2 separate regions of the Homo sapiens genome follow, and region 1 is linked to region 2. Evidence: read pairs that join two places in POLR2A ChIA-PET (ENCODE). Cell type or tissue: A673. All regions are shown on one strand. Links, peaks and the distances in the headings refer to the core of each region. The heading gives the core; the rest is flanking DNA.

Evidence for each region. ChIA-PET counts read pairs that join two places held together with the same protein. Peaks named below come from ENCODE experiments on the same cell type or tissue, not always from the same donor. Only the 100,000 strongest peaks of a DNase experiment are listed, where the experiment ranks them.
Region 1: POLR2A ChIA-PET joins it to region 2 with 10 read pairs; 2 of 35 experiments call an interaction of 5 or more read pairs at or near these places.

Annotation. Positions count from the first base shown.
Region 1 is chr3:99,408,079-99,416,431 of GRCh38, forward strand. No RefSeq gene overlaps it. Among named protein-coding and RNA genes, the nearest start is that of COL8A1, 230 kb to the right of the region's middle. In A673, for the core only: no CTCF peak of the experiment used is centred there; no DNase peak of the experiment used is centred there; H3K27ac peaks cover 698 bases.
Region 2 is chr3:99,087,492-99,095,844 of GRCh38, forward strand. No RefSeq gene overlaps it. Among named protein-coding and RNA genes, the nearest start is that of LINC00973, 180 kb to the left of the region's middle. In A673, for the core only: no CTCF peak of the experiment used is centred there; no DNase peak of the experiment used is centred there.

The DNA.
Region 1 (8,353 bases), core at 215-8,214, 320 kb after region 2:
TCATGCTAAGAATAATTTGAGATGGTAATTTATAGGTACAAAGGATTTTTTTTTTTTTGAGACGGAGTCTCACTGTGTCGCCCAGGCTGGAGTGCAGTGGCGTGATCTCAGCTCACTGCAACCTCTGCTTCCCAGGTTGACGCCATTCTCCTGCCTCAGCCTCCCGAGTACCTGGGACTACAGGCACCTGCCACCATGCCCGGCTAATATTTTATATTTTTACTAGAGACGGGGTTTCACCATGTTAGCCAGGATGGTCTCGATCTCCTGACCTTGTGATCCGCCAGCCTCGGCCTCCCAAAGTGCTGGGATTACAGGCATGAGCCACTGCGCCCGGCCAGGTACAAAGGATTTTTATATACATTTTCTTAGTAAAACCTCATAAAATTTCTGTGAGCCTTCTGTGTTCAAATTACATGCTCTTTCATTCAATCCCCACCTAAGATTTACTTGTTTTGCTTTGTTCTTTAATGAAGTACTGTCAGCCCTTTATATCCATGGGTTCCACATCTGTGGATTCAACCAAATCCAGATCAAAAATATTCAGAAAAAAAACGATTCTGATGCTTAAGTCTGTTATATAAAATGTCAAAGTATTTGTATATAACCTGCATATATCGTATAACAGACTTAAGCATCAGAGGAATTTGGTACATGAGGGGCGTCCTAGAAGCAATCCCCCGAGGATATCAAGAGGTGACTGTATTTTAAATATATAGTCTCAGCTATGTTTCAAAGGAAACTACATGGTTAAGTTGAATTTCAAATTCACTTGGCCAGCAATTGTTAATTATCAAGAGATATGTCAAATTTCTAGCCTAAAGAAGCATATGATTTCCTGAATAGACATGACATGGAAGAGAGTAATGGACAGTTATCAATACCACACACTTAATTACAGAGTGATCATGAAAACGATGGTCCAAATGATAAGACAAACATTGTCTATAGGTTTGAGAGAACCCAAGGAGTATTTTTTGGAGGAGGTAGAATTTTATCTGGACCTCAAAAGGCAGGTAAGACTCAGCTAAGAGGAGTGGAAAAGCCACCTCAGACAAGGAAGCAGATATGGCACAAGTAGATTCCAGTTGGAGAGATACATTCAGTTGAAGCCAAGAGTTCATGATAGGGGATAGAAGAAAGAAAGCTGGAAAATAGATAAAGATGCAGGTCTAGAAGGCTAAATAATTTATCCAATCGAGAGTCATCAAAGATCTTGGAGCAGATAAATACCATGATGATAAATACTGTGTCTAAATATGGAAGTGAAGGGGAGAAAAGGAATTCAATATAACTTTTTGAATATGGATAATGAGAAAAATGGTGTCAGTGACAGAAACAGAGATGTTAGATTGAGAAGTTTTTTCCCCATACCAAACTTATGCATGTTTTCATTTGAGATTCTCTTCATTTTGGATTTAATTAATTGAAAGATGTTCTCCAAACTCTAACCTTAACTAAGTACCATTTAGCCCAGCTACACGATTGACATTCTCACTTGAATTTCTAAAGCACCTATCAATTTTAGTTCTACCTAAGAGAGGTCTTAAATCCCACCCCCTGCCAATTATTCTTTCCGGAGTCTTCCTCGTGTTAGTAGACGTCATCAATCCATCAACAAAAACTCTTGGCTCCATTTAAAAAATATATTTCACATCTGTTTACTTCTTTTCATTTCTACCATTTTTCACCTTGGTCTAAGCCACTGTTATCTCTAGCTTTGATTATTATGAAATCTTGTTCTACTTGAGCTCCTCTATAATTTATAAAAAACTCAGAGTAGTGCTATGAAAATATGAAATGGGTTGTTTAAATCTCCATATCAAAATCTCCAGTAGCCTCCTACTGCATTTAGAACAAAATTCACTCTTTTTCATGGTCCATTAGGTTCTACATGATTGACCCTATTCTTATCTATGACTTCTCCCAGCTTTACCCCATCTCTCTATGCTCTTGCCACATTGCCCTTCTAGAGTAGGTTAAGATATTTCCTTTCTTGAGGCCTTTGCTCCTGTTGATCCCTCATGCTGGAATTCTCTTCCTCCAGGCCTTTGCATAGCTGGTTCCTCTAGTCACTAAGCCTTAGCTCAGAGGTCACCTCCTCACTGACATTCACTTATAAGTAGCCCTTCCTCACTGGCCTCCCCAACACTTTCTATTACAACACTCTGTCTTATTTCATAGCATGCACCACTAATCTTATTTATTCAGTTATTTGATTATCGCTGCCTCCTTATCCCAATGCCATCCCTTGAGAGGGGATCTAGTCTGCATGGTTTAGTCCTCTATGCCTTCAGTAGTGTCTGGCATACAGTCAGCTCTCATTTAATATTTGTTAAATGAGCAAACAAAGTCTCTCTCGTATAAGTCAATATAATTCTAGCTATGAGAAATTCCTGTTCTGTGCTAGTCTTGAGGATGTGAAAATATGAGGGGAAATTAACATTTTTCAGCAAGCACTGCTAGAGATCCAGGAGTTTCCCCCTCACAATGGAAAATTTAAACCATGAAGGAAAATAAATGAAGGTTAAATACTAGAAGATATTTGTGGACAGTTATGCATTCATTCCACAGGCTCTGTAAGCCTGTAAACAATCAGGAGTTTATACCACATCTTAGCTGGTGTTCCGCTGCTTTCTATAGAATGGGAAGAAAATGTAGCTTGTCTATCACAGCAGGACTGGTGGCTTGAAAGGCAGCAGGATTTGTGTTTTCAGGTGTGACAGACTCTCTCACCCTCAGCTCCCAGAGGGCAGAGACCAAGGACCACATAACCACCAAAGCCAATGATCTGACCTCTGGAGGATTGACAGGCTCCAGGATGAGTAATGAGTTAGGCCCGGCAGATTATACAGTGCCCCTGAGATGAAGAAAACAGAACAAGGATGAATGAGTGCCTGTGGGAAAAGAAGTGTATCGGCTCTCACACAACCACCGTGCCCTGCGTGACTGGCTTAAACAGAAATCTGGCAGCAAGAGAGGGAACTAAAGGAAGTTAAAAAAAAATAGCAGGCAATCTCCTCCCTTTTCATTCTTTAACTTTCTGATGAGAGAATAAAATGCTGCTACCAGATGTAGCATGTGCTGGCATTAATTATCTCATTCTTCCATCATCAAGAAAGAATCAATTCATATCATCGTTAGCGTGAGACCACTTCAGAGAAAGCAGGATGTTGCTGTAATTAATCGTTCAAGCTCTGGATTCCACACAGACCTGGACTCAAATTATGGTTGTTATCATTTAGGGCCATGACACCTTTTACAACAGGAACATTTTACTACCACTACATGAGGTTATGTAAGGAAAACATAGACAGTTCATGTGAAATGTTTAATTTAGCACTTGGACCACAGAGCTCTCAATAAATACTAATAAAATATAAAATTACTATTTTATTATCTAATCTATGTTTTTTCTCCCCCGCCCCTCCCATAAAAACCAAGTAGTCTAAATAAACATAAATTGTCTGCACAAGAAAAATCTATCTGATGATGTTCTGAATTTGGAAGAAATTGAGGAACTTCAAAAAGTAATTATTCTATATTTAAAATATGTGTAGTTCTAGCAAGCCATTCCCACCACCATTACCAAGCATAAGCTACAGAATTTAATCATTAAGGGTAATCACCAAGTAGTTAAATAGTGAATGAATAAGTAAAATTTTAGAATTAAATATAAACTTTTATTCCAATGCAACTTACTGTTGTTATTTTCCATTCACAAGTTTGGCAAAAAATAAAAAGCTGAATAATAGCTTTTGATAACAATAATGTATATGGAAATGTGCTTTCTAATACAGTATTGTTGGAGGCATAAATAGATACAAACTATTTGGAGGACAGTTTCTCAATAACTGCCAAACTCTTTAGAAACATTTCCCATTAGATCCAATAATTCCATTTCTAGGAGCTCACCCTAAGAAAATAACAAAAGAGTTTCACAAAGATATATATATGAGTTTCTCATTTTTGGATTGTTTCTAACAATACCTGCTCCCACACACACACACACACACACACACACACACACACACACACACAAAAGCTCAACTGTTAATCATTTGAGACTTGGCTAAATAAATGATAAATATTTTATAGACACTAAAAATGATATGTAGATAAACATTGACATTAAAATGCTTACGAAGGGTTATTTGTTTAAAATTGTTATAAAATAATTTATAGTATAATCTAATTTTTCCTAAAAATAATTATTTTTATGTATAGAACAGAAAAGCACTTGAAAAGATATCCTACAAAATATCAACTCCTGTTATTATTTGGCTATAGGATTATAGTTTACCTTTATTTTCTTTATACTTTGGTGTTTTAAAAACATTTTATGATGTCCAATTATTTTCCATAATAATAAATCTATTTTAAAAACTTAATAGACTATGAAAAAATATTTTATATAGAAGTAGTATCTAGGTCTTAACATTTATAACATATAGGACCTTTAAATTATATTGAGTCTCTTGGGAAGTTTCTGTGGATAAGTTAATATTTTCCTAAACTTAGAAACATGGCAGCAGTTCTTTACTATATGAATCACTGAATAAAAAGAGACTAGAAAGGCATCATGATGACACTAGAAATTACCGTGCTAACATGGTCCGTGGAATCATTTTTCCTTGGAGTACTATCAGCATTTGCTTGTAGCCTCTTGCTTTGTCTTATCAGTAAAATCAATGGTATAGTATTAAATTATTTTTTACCCATTATCACTTGACCAAAATATTGGCTCGACCAAAATAAGGCATTAAAGTATATGCTGCTTCAGCACTTGGTGGGAATGATGCTCCTTGTTTGTTTTCAGTATGTTTGTGAAGCAAAGTCATCTAGTTTTCTGTGACCATTTCTCGTCTCATAAATGTCAAAAATAAATGCCAGTGTCCTGAAAGCATGCAAGTAGAAACCATGATAGTGAGAACATTTTGAAAACCTACAGTTGTAACTACAAGATGTAATTCAAAACAAAAGAAGCAAGAAAAAATAGGATAATTTGCAAATAAATATTTTTAAGACTCAATATTGAAAACCCTTTTCTTCGTTTTTTAAAACCAATGAGAGCTTTAAAAAGTACTGTATTGTTTCCCACTACAACTTACATCATCACTAGCACTTATAGTGTAAAGAACACCTGCCTCTTGCCTGCCCTGGGTATTACTGAGGTTATAGCAGGCACTGAAAGAAAACTCAGATTTTGGCAATAAAAAACATGTTTTACTTGAGTTCTTTTTCTTCTTCCTTCCAAGTCAATGTGTATTTAGCTAATAATTTTGAGACCATTTTGGACTGAATAGAATAACCTTTAAGCCAAATGTACAGCTTATTTCATGGTATGTTTAGAATCAGGTCTATACTGCCAAAGTGAGAAAGAACTTTGGATAAATCTGAGTAGTACAGACAGCTCCTCTGGAAACTTCTAAAATAGGTTTCCTTGTCTGTCTAAAATTACTTGAATTATCAGAAATTGTTCATTTGCACATCTTTGTGTTTCAGAAAACCAACTGAATTTGTTTTTTAAAACCCCCCATTTAGTTGGAATCTGTTGACCGAAATAATACATTGAAAAATATGGTGACACATAGTGGAAGAATCTTCACCACTCAAAACTACTTGAGTTCTCTCTCTGTGACAGGAAATACCAAGCAAGTTTTAAATGAATTCCAAGGCAATGCTTAAAGCCAAAGCATAGTGGAAAATATATAAGAGCTATTCAATAAGTATTTATTAATGTCTGTATCTATATTAATCATGTAAAATATATTAGCATATTATATTAGTAACCAGCTAAATCTGTACCACACACTTACTCCATGTTAGTCCTCATGCTAAATGCTTTATTCCATTTAACCCTACATAATCTAGTGAGAGATATATTATTATTATCTTTATTTACAGCTGAGAAAACATACAGAATTTAGGAAGCATACACAAGGTCAGATAGATCAGTATAGGATTAGGTCAGGATTTGATCCCTTAATAGGCTTTGAAATCCCAGTCTGATTTCAGAGCCTAACTTTTAGTCACTATGCTATAATTCCTATAGCAGTAGCAGGCATTGAGCGAACTACAAAGAAGTTAAAGGCATGATCGCAACTCCATAGAATTTCCTTTTCCAAATAAAGTGACTACCTAGAAAGAATGGACTGAGAAGAGTGCCGGTTCACTTTGGGAAGGAACTGAATTTTCTGTATTCCAAAGGTTGGTTTGCTAATAATAGAAAATCCCGAGAAATTCTCCCCAAAATAAACTCCTAAACTAATAAGTGAGTTAGGCAAGGTTATAAGCTAAAGGGTAAAAGTACATAATCAAGTATATTTCTATGTTCTATCAATGAACGCTGAAATTAAACAATACCATTTACATTGCACTCCAGTGAAAATTATATACTTAAGTATACAATTAACAAGACATGCACAGGATCTATTAGGTTGGTGCAAAAGTAATTGTGGTTTTTGCCATTGAAAGGAATTTTTTTTATGCTGAAAATTTAAAAATTCAGATGAAATAAATCAATGACTTACACAGAAAGACATACTTTGTTCGTGCATTGGAAGATTCATTTCTCCCGCATTGATGTGCAGTTTTAAAGAAAAACCATTATAATAAAAACCCTGGCTGGGCACTGTGGCTCATGCTTGTAATCTCGGCACTTGGGGAGGTCGAGGCGGGCGAATCACTTGAGGTCAGGAGTTCGGGACCAGCCTGGCCAACATGGTGAAACCCCATCTCTACTAAAAAATACCAAAAAACTACCCGGGCCTGGGGGCGCAGGCTTGTAGTCCCAGCTGCTGGGGAGGCTGAGGGAGAATTGCTTGAACCCAGGCAGCAGAGATTGCGGTGAGCCGAGATCGCGCCACTGCACTCCACCCTGGGCGATAGAGACTCCATCTCGAAAACAATAAGATAAAATAAAATTAAAATTAAAAAAATAAAAAATAAAAACACTAACAAGTTTTTTTGTAAAAATAGAGATTATTATGAAATATGAATATGAAATGGCAAAAGAATTGGAATAGCTACAGCAGTGTTGAAAAAGATAAATAAAATGAGAGGAATTGGTCTACCCAATTTTAAGACATATTCTATACCTATAATAATCATGACTGTGAGTAATGTAGAGGATAGATAGATAAATTGAAACAGAATAGAAAACCCAGAAATAGACTCATACAAATATGGCCAATTGACTTTTGCTAAATGTGCTAACTATTTCAATGGAGGAAAGACAGTGTTTTCAAAAAATAGTCCCGGAGCAGTTGGATATTTTTAGGAAGAAAATAAACCTCAACCTAAGTCTCATACCTTATATAAAAATAAACTTAAAATAGATCATGGCCATAAATTAAAACATAAAATTATAAGAATTATATAAAAACATAGAAGGAAATCTTTGGAATCTAAACCTAGACAAAGAGTTCTTAGACTTGATACCAAAATCACAATTTATAAAGGAAACCACTGGTACACTGTACCTCACCAATGTTCAAAACTTTTGTTCTGTGAAAGACCTTGTAAAGAGGATGAAAAGACCTACTAGAGACTGGGAGAAAATATGTGTAAGCCACATATCTGACAAAGGATCCATATCTACATGTATAAATAACCCTCAAAACTAAACAGTAATAAATAAATAAACAAACAAACCAAAAAATCCAGTTAGAACATGGGCAAAGGGTATAAAGACCCATTCACTGAAGATACAAAGATACACAGATGGAAAATAATCACATGGAAAAATATTCGACTTCATTTGTCATTAGGGAAATACAAATTAAAGCCACAATGAGATATCACTACCTGCCTCTTAGAATTATAAAAATATAAGAGTAGTGACAATGCAAAATGCTGGCAAGGGTATAGAGAAACTAGATCACTCACGTATTGCTGGTGGGAATGTAAAATTGTCCAGCCACTACGAAAAAGTTTGACAGTTTCTTCTAAAATTAAAAATGTGCTTATCATACAACCCATAAGTTATACCTTTGGGAACCTTTTGGGAATTTATCCCAAAGAAATAAAGACTTATGTACACAAAAAACCTCTACTGAATGTTTACCACAAATATATTCATATTAACCCAAAACTGGAAACAACCTAGATGTTCCCTCAACAGGTAAATGGTTAAACAAACTGTGATACAATCATAGCACAGAGTACTCAGAAGAAAAAAAAAGGAGGTGGGGGGAACATTGCTGATACACATGACAGTCTCAATGAATCTCCAGAAAATTAAACCAAGTGAAAAAAAATCAGTTTCTAAGGTTATATACTGTATGACTCCATTCATATAACATTTTTAAAATGACAATACAATAGAAATAAAGAACAAATTACTATAATT
Region 2 (8,353 bases), core at 199-8,198:
TGTATCATTACACAAATATGTATACATGATACAAATATATATCATTGGCTACTAATGATACATATTTATAGAGAGCTGGGAATATTCTATTTAGGTCACTGGGATGATTGGTAGCTTTTGCTTTCAACAACCTGCATGAAAGTCCACAGTTGATATCACATCTGAGCAAAAAGAAATAAAATTGTGAGTCTTTAAACTGGCAGCAAGTTGCCATGAGAAATTATCAACCGATTTTCAATAATAAAAAAAATTGTCAGAATTCATAATTAAACACTTGCAAAATGAGTTTCCAGAGACACAGGACTAAGAAATTTATTATGGTAATGAGATGGCAGTTGTTTATCAATAATTGCTAATGAAAGAAAATGTTCATGTTTCAACTTTTAAACTAGTCAATCATTGTAATTGTATAACTGACCCAGCTGATAAAAAGGAAATTACTCTGAAGATTAAAAATAATTCTCTGACTTGGCAGAATTGAAAATGTTGGGTTTGGGAGTCGGGGTAGGAGCATTTTCCCAGGGAAGTAATTGTGAAATACTTCGGATTTGTTTTTATGAAGGAATATGGAGGAAGCTGCTGCACTCTTATTTCTAAGGAACCTTCACAACATGCAGAGGGTGGGATTCATGTCATCATTTGTTTCTCATCAAATCTGTTTCACTTAACCTTCTGTGTTAGGTAAAAGGTATTTGCAAAACACTGCCTAAAAAGAGAGGCTTGCCTACTCTACCCCTATATTTTCTCCCTCCTGGAGAAGATAAAGGCAGACTGTAGAGAAGGCTTGGAAGTGATTGCTTCAAACAAGAGCACGTAATGGTAGATATAGAACAGAATTCAGGTGAGCACCAAGTTCTTACACGTGGAGCAGATTTGCCTCACATCTGTGCAGGGAGAGCAATTCTTGTTAACCACCTTAGGGTTAACCTTCTTCTACTCCTTCCATTAACTCAGCTTAGGTCATTATCTCTATGTATTAAGAATCTGTGCACATGATACACACACTTCACAGGTGTTACATAAAAGAAAACAGAGACTTAGTCTCAACTCCATCACATATTTATTAATTCATGCAGCAAATATTTATTGAAGTCTAATATGTACTAGACACCAGGCCATGTGCTGGGGATATTATGCTAAACAGGACAGACACAGAAAAACAGTTAACAAGGGGGAGGGAGTCAAACTCAAACCCAGTAAATAGATAAGGAAAATAATTACAAATGTTGATAATATCAACAAACAAAGTAAGATGCTGAGCTAGAAAACAATAGAGAGAGGAACAATGGTTTGGGGTAGAAACATCAGGAAAGCTTATCTATGGAGGTGACATTTTAGGTCATGTGTTAGCTGAAATTTCAGGGATGAGGGGCTAATCATGGGAATACTGTGTGGAAGAGTGAGTCAGGTAGAGGAAGGAATATGTAAAAACACCTTTCAAGGTAGGAAAGATCTTGGCGAGTTGTTGAAGCTGAAACAGGACAGTGTAGCTGGAGCACTATGAGCAAGGGGAAAGCATGACAGAGAATGGTAAGACTGGAGCAGGATGTGAGGGTGCTGGGGGTATCCTATAGGGCCTCGTAGATTCTTCTCTTGCATTGTATTTAAATGCAACAGGAAACCATTGAGGGCTTTTAAGATGGAGTTTAACATAATACGACTTCTGTTTTAAATTTATTATTTCTTCTATCTGGGGAATGGACTGGAAGGAGACACAAATGGAGAAGTGTAGAGCTGCTGTGTCAACCAGATTGAAGATTATGTTGGCCTGGAGTAGGAGCGAGGAAGTGGAGATTAATAGAGGTGGATAGATACTTGTTAGGCAAAAGACTTTATCATACATATGAAAAGAGACATGAAGACTGCATTGTGAAGTATAGATGCATAACTCTTGCATATCAAACAATAATAATGATAACTTATAGATCATGTGATCTAATCCTTCCATTTTACAGATATGTCTAAAATCCAAAGGGGAAGAAGGACTAGTTAGTGGGACAATCAATATCAAAATAGCTTTTCTGATTTCCTCATTGATGCTTTTCCCTTATACAAGAATAAAATTATGGAATATTTACCATTTTATTGGGTATATTTTAAAATTCTAAAAATGAATGTGGTTGTAGAATCAGGTAAAATCTGATGATATCTATTTGTCCTATTATTTTACAAAGATGACTGGTTGAAGATAAAAACGACTTAATTAACTTGTTTTTTTGGAGAGGAGGGACCAGCCTTAGAAATATTTAGACAATTTAGAGCAGCATACTGTACCCTAAGCTTAACTTCTGGATTATCAAGAAAAACAAGTCCATGTACTTACTGCCAACTTATTTTCAACAAAGTTGCCAAGAAGATCTGTTGGAAAAGGATACTCACTTTAGTAAATAGTGCTGGGGAAACTGGACATCCACATGCAAAAGAATAAAACTAGATTCCCATCTTTCACCATATGCAAAAATCAACTCTAAATGGATTAAAGACTTAAATGTAAGTCCTGAAACTATGAGATTACTAAAAGAAAACATTGGTGAAACATTGCAGGACATTGGTCTAAATGAAGAATTTTTAGGTTAGACCTCAAAAGCACAGGCAACAAAATTAAAAGTAGACAAGAGGGATTATATTAAAGTAAAAGATGTCTGCACAGCAAAGGAAACAACAGAGTAAAGAGACAACTTACAGAATGGGAGAAAATATTCACAAATTATGCATCTGACAAGGGGTTAATATTCAGAACGTATAAGAAACTCAAACAACTCAACAGCAAAAAGCCAAATTATTTGATTTAAAAATAGGCAAAATATCTGAAAAGTCATTTCTCAAAAGAAGACATAGAAATGACACCAGGTGTATGGAAATATGTTCAACATCACTCATCTCAGAGAGATGCAAATAAAATCCTCAATGAGGTATATAACCTTGTTGCAGTTAGAATGGCTATTATCAAAAAGACAAAAAAAAAAACAAAAACCCAAATGCTGATGAGGATATGGAAAAAGGGAAACTCATACACTGTCGGTGGGAATGTAAATATGGATGACAGTACGAAAGTTACTCAAGAAATTAAAAATAGAATCACCATATGATCCAACAATCCCATTACTAGGTATATATCCAATGGAAATGAAATCAATATGTTGAAGAGATAGCTGCATCACCATGTTTATTACAGCACTAGTCATAATAGCCAAGATATGAAAACAACCTAAATGTCCATCAATGAATAAATGGACTAGAAAATGTGATATATACATGCAATGGAATACTATTGAGCCATAAAAAGAATGAAATGCTGGCATTTGCAACAATGTAGATGAGCCTATAGGACATGATATTAAGTGAAATAAGCCAAGCACAGGACAAAATAGGCATGATATCACTCATGTGTAGAATCTTAAACAGTTAATCTCAGAAGTAGAAAGTAGAATGGTGGTTACCAGAGGCTAGGAAGGAAACAGAGGAGAGGGGATGAAGAGGAGTTGGATAAGGGGTATGAAAATATCGTTAGAAGGAATAAGCTGTGGCATTTGATAATACAGTAGGGAAATTATAGTTAATGATAATTTGTATATTTCAAAATAACTGGAATATGAATATAGTAATGTTCCTAAAACAAAGAAAAGATAAATGTTTGAAGTGATGTGTATCCCAGTTACTCTGACTTGATCATTACACATTGTATACAGGAACCAAAATATCATATGTACCCCCCATATATGTACAACTCTATATAAATACAAAATAAAAATAAGGAAACACAAATAAATGAAGAAAAGAATATTTAGTGGGCTAAATCTGCAGATCTTTAGCCTTTTGCAATGTAGTATCTAAATCAGCAGCATGTATGAATAGTCAGAGAGAGAGGTGAGACAGAAAGGACCACCTCCCTTATTGAAGTCTATCTGTCTTTGCCTTCTCCCTCCTTCTATTAACTAAAGTTAGGCCAGATTAATGAACTATCAGCAAGTCGAAGAAACAGTTGAGGTGGCAATAGTAGATACAGTGGAATCTTCATGGAATCTTGAGGGGAAAGCCAGCCTTCTTTCTGGGCTAACTAGCTAAATCGATGTAGTTTTGGTCTTGTAGATTGTCCTCATTCTTCAGATATAATCATCTGCCTTCACTCACCTGAAAAACTGTCTTAAGTTTTCAGAGTACAAACATCTATAGTTGTCATATATATATATATATATATATATATATATATATATATATATATATATATTTTTTTTTTTTTTTTTTTAGTCTACCAGTGTCTCTGCTTGCTTTACCCCTACTCCAATATCCTGCTTTCCATAAATGCCTGATTTAATTGAACTGGTCTTTAACTCAGAATGAGAGTAGATTCAGTAAGGTATAAATTGTCCCTGTCATTAAAAACAATGAATTGGACAAATGGCATATTGCCAAAGTGAAAAGGAAAGGAAAAACAATGAAACAAAAAATTGAACCCTGAATCATTTATGATTCTGTGATTTGGCTGTGATATTTGCTGTCAATAGACCTTTTTTCTTGTCAACCACCTTATTTGTCATTTTCAGAAATTGTAAATCTACAATTAGCTGCTTTCTATTCAACTTTAGAAAAATAATGCAAATATACTGGCACAATCATAGAGGAAAATTAATATTTAAGTTGGACAAGCTCAAATTTCTAGGTAACTTACACCTTTAATATTCCTACTTTCTTCTTTTCTTATCCTTCCCCCCGCACATTATTTCTTATGCAATAAATGAGTTCAGATAGATAAAAAACTATGAGGAGGTGCACTAGGTAAAGAAAATACAGATTAAAAATAATCCCTTTCTATTAACCTGAAGTAGGCTTATATAAATTTATTACCACATCTCAGATAAGTCTTTCAGGTTTAGTGTATACCTCTTGATTAAATAAATTAGATGCATTTAATTTGTCTCAATTCACATTAAGTTCAAGGGAAGATCAATTAAATTTCTCTACTTTTTAATTTAAAAGAGACATGGTGGTAGTACTTGTAGATTAATGCTCTTATAAATTAAATTTTATCTCTATTTTTATACCTACCAGAAAGAGTATAATGTTCTAGCATATTGACAAAGCTTGAGCTAAAACATTCAGGCAATTTATAATAACTTAAAACTAAGGCTGTGGAAGAGTCTAGTTCTAGGAAATATTTTTAGAGGTGACTCAATGACAAAGCTTATAACTAGTAGAGGCTTTGTCTTAATTGAAGTGAGATAGATAACTGTAGAATTTATGTGAAAACTTGGTGTGAATTGGTTTATTAGGCATTTTAATATCCTGGCTAAGAGGCATTATGTAGTTGGGAAACTAGTGAAAAAAGGAGAAACTTAACTGCATTTGCAATGATTTATTCCTTTGAAAAAACAAACTAAAGCCAAACTGAAGCAAATAAGGTCAAATATTATGTCTATTTTATCTCTCTGGTGGGTCTTATAATTTTTTTGTTTAAAATATTTCATTATTAAAAATTATAAGAATAGGATTGTTGAAAACTGGATATCCACATGCAGAAGAATGAAACTAGACTCCTATCTCTTGTCATACACAAAAATCAAATCAAAATGGATTAAAGATTGAAATCTAAGACATTATAATTTTTAAAAACTTTTGGGGATGCATACTGAAATATGTTGAGATGAAATTACATGATATCTAGAATTCTTTGCAATACTTTAGCATTAATAAGAAAATAAAAGCATTAAAAGGATGAATAAAACAAGTGTGGCACAGTCTTGACATTTGAATCCAGATGATAGATTTACATACATATAAATATTTTAATTTAATTTAATTTATTTATTTATTGTAGAGACAGAATCTTGCTATAGTGCCCAGACTGTTCTTGAACTCCTGGCCTTAAGGGATCATCTCTCCTTGGCCTCCCAAAGTGCTGGGATTACAGGTGTGAGTCACCACACCTGATTCATATACATATTTTTAAATCAAGGAGAATACATTATCTTAAAGCTGTTGGGTCGAGACTCCTTAGGTGAACACAAAAAGGAATTAATGACAGATTAACTAAGGAGATTAATTAACAAACATTCCTTTCTACCAATTTTAAGTTCCTAAAAGTTTCAGTTTATTTTGCTTATGTCAAATGTTCAAAAAGTTTGGTTGCCCCATTTTTTTATGAGCACGTACTAATAGTAGTGACAGGTTAAATCCCCAGGAAATTTCAGTTATTTGTGTTATCCCCATGGGTTTATTGTTTAGTTCTTTAATAATTGCTTAAGTCGTTCCCCCAACCTTACATCACTTACCTGTGCTCTTCAAATGAAGACTTTGACCATGGAGGTGACCTTACAGCCATTTACTAGAGGGTAAAAAAAAATAAGTAGGAAGGGCAGTTAACAGGCATTAAATGAGGAACATTCTGAAAAGCATATTTGAAGTCCCAAGAATATGAGGACATTCTCAGCAGGGTAGAATCCTACGACTACTGAATATTTACCACGTCAACTCTTATGACTAATTAGGTAGTTCAAATTTATTTATCAGAGCTCATCCAAATAACCATTCTTTTTTCCTTGTGTGATATTTTCTTGTTTTCTCCTGAAAACACTTCACATAAGAAGTCACTGTGATACGAAGTTAGCTTAGTTCTTGGAATTTTTGTTTAGAAACTATTTGCACATAAATTAAAAGACCCGTTCATTTGGAAATTAGCACACGACTTTTATCCTGCCTCGAAGGCAGGATAAACCCTTTATTGTGTTTCCTTAACTTTTCCTATGTTCTGTAGATTTTGGACAGTGTTGTGTTGTATCCTGTGTTGCTGTTTCTGTTTTGGTTAACCAGACTCTGTTCAGGATTCAGGACTTTTAGCGCCCATCCCAGTTCATGTTAAATCAATTATGGAAGAACAGGGTAGAAGTGAAAGCATTTTTACCCAAAAGGCCCTGCTAAAGCTGTTAGATTCAATTAAGTACAAATTCTATCTTCAGGATTAGAGTTTTATAGTCCAAGTCAAAACTCGAGTTCCTGTGTTCTTCCTTATACCCATATACATTCTTCCACTGAGGTTATGTGTCCCCGCCATGCTGTCTAGCCCTAAAACGGCATACCCATTTGCACCCCTCTGTCTGAGAAGCTTATTACACTCACTAGTTGCATTTGGATTAACTTTGAATGCTTCTTTTTTTGGGGGGCAGGGATGGCATTTTTTTGTTGGTTATTACAGGAGGGTTTGGAGTTTTGGGTTTTATTTTCATACTAGGGTTGGGTTGCTGAGCCGGGAATCAAATTAAAACTGGCACGTCTCTGTGGTTTCATTTGCTTTTCTTCCTGCCATGGGATAAGCTGGCACTGAAGTCTTGTTTTGAAACCCTGAAATTCAAGCCTTAGAAAAATCATTGCCAATAGTGTAAGTTGAAATGCTTGGTTTGAATTTCCACTGGATTGTGGGGACCCAAATAGAAAGGTTGAATTAGAGTTTGTTTCAGCAGCCAGTAGAATATCTTCTTCAGGTAGATTTGTTAAGAAATTTGGACATCATCTTACAAAATATTTGGAGGTTAAACTTGCACCAGCCCTTCCTCTACTGTGTATAGTATAGCATCCTGTTTATGGGAGAAAAGAATATATGAGTGAAGGCCAAAAAAGAGAAAGCATGGCTGTTGTGTTTTGTAAAAGTGTTTGGGGTATTTTATAGAAGGCAGAGAGAAAATTGGGCAGCTGAATTTGTTCAATGTAAGACACGGGGAGAAAAATGGATGAAGATTTTTAGAGGCATTTTTGTTGTATATTATGAGTAAAATTCTCTTTGGAAATGCTTTGAGAATCTTAATTAGAGATTTAAATTGCTTTTACATTCCTTTTTTGTTTTTTGAAGGCTGGGTCTTCTTTAAAGAAGGAGTACTCGAGGACTCTGTGAATTGAAAACGAACATCTGTTTGAACCTGTTTTTGTGTAAGTGGTGATTTCATGTAACATCCTAGTTTCATATTCAGAGTTTTAAATATCTTTTTTCATTAGTTTTTTTAATATTAGATCTTGAAATTGGAAATATTTTAATCCCCATCAATGTAACAGGAGATTTAATTATCTCTCTTCATTAGCTCTTATCCAATATTAGATTTTGTAATTGAAAATATTTCCAATATGTTCTTGATTAATAGAGAGTTCGGAATATCTAATGCTCATTGTAATTGCAGTCTAGTGGACTACTTATATGCAAAAATGAAGAAGAGGTAAGAGACAGTGTATGGACACTTGCGGACATGAGACTATTAGTATTCCTTTTCCCTTTTTCCTTGGCAATGCTATATATCAGAAATATTTAAAAAATAGTCACAGACTATGAAATGTAGAAGAGAAAATACAATGAGGAGAGTGCTACTGCATC